Regions from separate parts of the Mus musculus genome. Here region 2 is linked to region 1. Evidence: chromatin loops called from intact Hi-C (ENCODE). Cell type or tissue: left cerebral cortex. All regions are shown on one strand.

What was found. Peaks named below come from ENCODE experiments on the same cell type or tissue, not always from the same donor. Only the 100,000 strongest peaks of a DNase experiment are listed, where the experiment ranks them.
Region 2: a loop joins it to region 1, with 2.4 times the contacts of the local background. A loop is called at or near these places in 8 of 42 quality-filtered maps.

Annotation. Positions count from the first base shown.
Region 1 is chr5:115,905,928-115,908,427 of GRCm38, forward strand. The region is part of intron 8 of Cit (citron); the gene reads left to right. Gm42008 (a long non-coding RNA gene) reads right to left here. Exons shown (of 3, transcript XR_003955981.1): 1 at 2,474-2,500; 2 at 439-2,088. Among named protein-coding and RNA genes, the nearest start is that of Gm42008, 1.4 kb to the right of the region's middle. In left cerebral cortex, a CTCF peak has its summit at 1,524; DNase peaks (open chromatin) are centred at 1,551 and 1,865; H3K4me3 peaks cover 1,762 bases; H3K27ac peaks cover 1,838 bases.
Region 2 is chr5:115,789,590-115,792,089 of GRCm38, forward strand. No RefSeq gene overlaps it. Among named protein-coding and RNA genes, the nearest start is that of Cit, 55 kb to the right of the region's middle. In left cerebral cortex, a CTCF peak has its summit at 1,028 (motif pointing right); a DNase peak (open chromatin) is centred at 1,039.

The sequences.
Region 1 (2,500 bases):
GATTGTACTCAGCCCCTTATGTTGGCTGACTCAACTCTCCAACCTCCCCACAGCCCCCAGAGACCGAGTCTCGCTATGTTCCTTGAGTTTATCATCTGTAGCCCAGGCAGGCCCTGGCCTTCTGATCCCCCTGCCTCAGCTGCCCGAGTGATCAGGTGATAGGCCTGTACTGGCAGCCCAAGCCTCTTTTCTAATCTTGACCGCAGTAATGCTTTGAGCATGGCAGAACTTTACAGATGAGCCTTATTTTATAGTACAGAAATTCAGAAATCATAATTACTTCACTGAGGGTGGCTCCTACCTCTCTATTAATCATCTTCCTAACACAGAAATGGAATTCTATTTTCGTCTCCTACAGATAAATTAGTATATAGTGGAAAGGGATTCAACTTCTGCGAGGAATTATAACGCCATGGTAGAATTAACACAAACACTCACCTTGGCGTGCCTGTGCCTTGTATAGCAGAGACCGACTCTACTCAGCGCAGATGCCGCGCTGTCTCACTGGACTTGAGCGGCTGCTAAGGTCTGCCACATCATGCACTGTACGCCAGCAATGATAACGGCCACAGGTCACCTTCATGGGTGTTCACCGAGTGCCAGAAGCCACACTGAGCACTTTGCATAGATTCACCTAACAGTCAGGTGCAGAGGCAGGAGAATCACAAGTTTGAGGCCAGCCTTCACTGCTTAGGGACACTCTTTCAAAGCCAGACATGACCTCCCCACAGATGCCTACAGAGGCTGAGTGCCTTTCCCAGGGTCATAGAACTGGAGTGGGTGGAATTGGGAGCCATTAAGCCACCATGTTTCTGTATCAGAGTCACCTACGTATTTCAGTATGTTTATCTCGATGTCCTTATCTTGGGATGGAAGCACTTCCTTTTGGTCATCATACATTGTAATTTCTGTGATTTCAATTTTAATCTTCCAAAGGAGGGATTGGGTGAGCACGGGCAGTCAGATGGGGTTTGCACCACCATTAGATTTGCACCCCAACCCCCCCCAACCCCCCGCTTATGGGTGTGCACAGGGGATGCGAACCCCTGCATCCAGTCCCAGTTCCCTTCCCATAAGCTAATGTTGAAAGCGTTAAGCCCCGGAGCTTCTGACTCCAGCAGGGAAGGCTGAGCTGCTCCCCGGAGAGCCCGGAGGTGTTAGATAAGTCTCTGTTAGCTCGCATTTCACATTCCCTGATCTTCTCTTCCCCACCTCACCTCGGTGCACCTCGGAGACTGTTCTTTTGCATATCCCAGAAGCACCCGCCGCCCCTCCGCGTTCACCTCCCTCTTCCTCCGCACCCCTCCACATCACTCCGGTTACTTCTCTGCCTGGCACTGCTTTGACCGTTGTCCCCGGGGATGCTTCGGCAACAGCCAGCTCCTTCTGAGTCTGTGGGGCTGAAGGCGTGCTTGCTGCTCACCCCCCACCCCACCCCCAGCACAGAACTCTGTCTGGAAAACAAGAGGTTAAAAAAGAAGTCTGGACCGTGAAGGGCTGTGACAACTGTCCTAGGGGGAGCTCTAGCGAGCCCTGGCGGGCAGTGACTCATGCGGCTCCGTCACTCAGATCGGCATTGGCCCCTGCCACGCAGGGTGGCCAGGTGGGGTTACCGCCAGAGCACGCACTAAGGAGTGGGGAGGTGGTAGCATGCAGCCTGCACTGCGGGGGATGTGATGCCGGCTTGCCAACTTCCCCCTGCCTGGTCCACTGCGGACGTCCCAGCCTGCAACCATGGTAACACTTCTGACTGGAAATGCCCCTGGGAGCCCCCCACGATGGGCAGCCTCCTGGTGACTGATGGACAGCCGCTCACGCGTCTGAGTGAGAGAGCCTAGTAGGTCTGCAGGCGGCAGAGACGATGTGATTCCACCCCCCCTCCCCAGCTGGGAGTCATGCCATAAGAGGTAGGAGCCTCACCACAGATGTGCGTCTGTGGGTCTCTATGTACCCCTCACCGGTGCTGGGTGCTGTAAATCACTGCAACTTTATCTGGCTGTCTTTTGATTATGCTGGTTGAACTGCGGTGGATTCGATGGGCAGGGGTGTGTTGAGGGGAGTGGGGGTTTTGGGGGGGGAGATAATGAACTAAAAAGGAAAAAAAAAAGTGGTTAATAGGATCTCTGAGTAGACTCAGCTGGCTATGAATGAACCAGACTGCAGCGGTGACCCAACCACGGTTGTACAGCTTTCTAAGCCCACCGTCCTGTTCTCTCCCCTCATTCTGGCTAAGTCATGAGACATGCACGTCTTCCATCTGACAGCCATGCATATCACCAACTATTAATCATTTTAGACCTGTCTGGAAGAGGGGCTCAATGGGCTTAGGTCACCCGGCACCCTGGCACTCCAGCGTCCAGGGATGGAAGGCTGCTGGAAATAATGAGCCAGGAGCTGCCTTCCCTGGGTGAGTTGCCCAAGCACTTCAGCGGGGGGGTCCAAGTGACCTGTCTGAGTTTATCTTTCACCTCACCCACTGCCCAGAGAGGCAAGCTGTCTG
Region 2 (2,500 bases), 120 kb before region 1:
ACCAAGTGAAGAACTTAGTTGACCCAATCCTTAGTTTTGGGGACAATGCTTAAAAATCAACCAATTCTGAGCTTGAAAAGACCCTTAGAGATAGAATTTCTTCTTTTTTCCTTCTCTCTGTCCATTTTGTTTTTAAACAGATTTTTATTTTATGTGCATGTGTGTGTGCCTGAGTGTGGGTATGCACACTATGTGAGTGCAGGAACCTCTGATGGCCAAAAGAGGGCTGAAGATCCTGTGAAAATGGAGCTATAGGTGGTTTGTGAGCTGTTGTGTGGGGCCTGGAACTGAACCTGGTTCCTCTATAAGAACACCATGCCCTCTGAATGACAGACTCTTTAGCCCCTTATTTCTTTTACTAAAACAGAATTTCGCCTTTATTTGTTTTATTTGTGGTGTGTGTGTGTATGTACACTTGAGCACACATATAGTGTTCATATCGCTGTGCATGTGTGGAGGTCAAAGGACAAGTTGGAGGAATCGTTCTTACCTCCCTTCGTGTGAGTTCCAGGGGTTAAACTCAGGCACTCGGGCTTGGTGGCAAGCCCCCTTATACACTGAGTTATCTTGCTGCGATCCTCTCCTCTCTTCTCCTATTCTCTCTCTTCTCCCTTCCCCTTTCCTTTTTCTTGTCTGTGAATTTTCCGTGTTAGGGTCTACCTACTGAGGGCTGGAGAATGTAATGTTTTCTTCCTGTCTTCTTCACTGGGGCAAAAAAGTCAGTAATATCCATTTTGTTTTAGTTCAGAGGCTGACACTTAGCTTTGACCACCTACAAAGTTGTTGTAAGCCGACCCACAGTTTCTTTATCTGTAAAGTGGGAATAAATCAGTGTCAACCTTGGTTGGTAAATATAAGGATGAGTTTGAAACATTATATATGAGTATGTTCCCTCACTGATGAAAAAAATTAACATCTAAAATGTAATTATTTACTTGCTGCCTACCATGGGATGTTGAACACTGGTAGGTGTTGCAAAATTAGGTCCACAGAGTGTGGTCCTGTGGGAACGGCTTTAATTATGACCACCAGATGGCAGCAAAGAGCAGGCTTCCCTATGAGGCTTCTGCTGCAGCCAAAAGATCCAAAGGCAGAATAAAATGGTTGATAGCTCTCCCTGGTTTCTATCTCATTCTCCATCCCTCACACGCTCCTCTCTGCGTCCCCAACACTTCCCTAGCCCAAGACCACTTAGGTATTCTTCTTCTACCAATTCTTTCCCTGGGAATGATGTTTAAACACACATTCAAGGGCACATTAGAATTAATGGCAATCCCTGTGTGTTTACAGCCTGTAGTTAATGTGAACCATCAATGAAAATTGAACCTGGGTGGGGGAATTTATGAAATACATATTTATGAGGCAACAAGGAAATATGAAAATATTTAAACAGATTATTTAAGATCCAGGTCCCTCTCCCAAGTGGATGTATCTGGGATCTATCCATTACCCATTCGATAAATATTTATTTCTGGCTTGGGAATAAAGATACATTAAAAAAAAAAAAAGACAGAGTCTCTCTATTATGTAGCTCTGGCTGTCCTAGAGTTTACTATGTACACCAGGTTAGCCTCAAAATCCTAGAGACCTCTGCCTCCTGAGTGCTGGGATTAAAGGAATGCACCACTATATTCTTTATATTTTTTAATATTAGTTTTTTATATTAGCTAAGGCATGAGGGGAGCCATGGTGGTGTGTTATGGGGTGACAGTCTTTGGAGGGGCCAGGGCAAGTCTCCCTGGTAATGTGTTCTTTGTGGTGAGGTGCAAGAGTTGGCTATGCAAAGGAGCACACAGAGCCCTCCAGTCTGAGGGAACAGGGCCCTTCATGGTCCAGAGAAGCCCGTGTAATTTTACATCAGTTTGATTGAGAAAATAAATAGTGGAAGACCAAATCATGACTCAAGGACACTTAGCTGTCAGTACACTGTCTGCACGTATTTGGAAGACTCCTCATGTGTGCTCAGAGACAGCAGCATCCATTTCTTCCAAGAGCGCTGAGTGGATCTCACAGAGTCCTTATTTATGATGAGGCTGTGAACACCACCCCTGGATCCCACAGGGTTCACTCACTATCCCAAGAGGCTGCTCGTGGGACGATGGTTCCTTTCTCGCAGACTCCATTTTAACAGGAGAGGGTGGACCTTATGAAGCATGTCTGTTTTGACCATGTATCTTTTGGCTCTGTTCCTATTCTCTATCCCCTGTGCTTGTCACTGTGGTGGTTTGAATTAAAATGGCCTCCATAGTCCCATAGGAAGTGGCACTATTAGGAGGTGTGGTCTTGTTGGAGGAAGTGCGTCACTGAGGGGTGGGCTTTGAGGTTTCAGATGTTCAAGCCTGGCCCAGTGTCTCTCTCTGTCTGTGGCCTGGGGATGCAGGTGCAGAACTCTCAGTTGCCTCTCCAGCACCATGTCTGCCTGTGACCATGTTTTCTGCCATGATGATAATGGACTAAACCCCTGAACTGTAAGCCAGTTCTAATTAAATGCTTTCCTTTA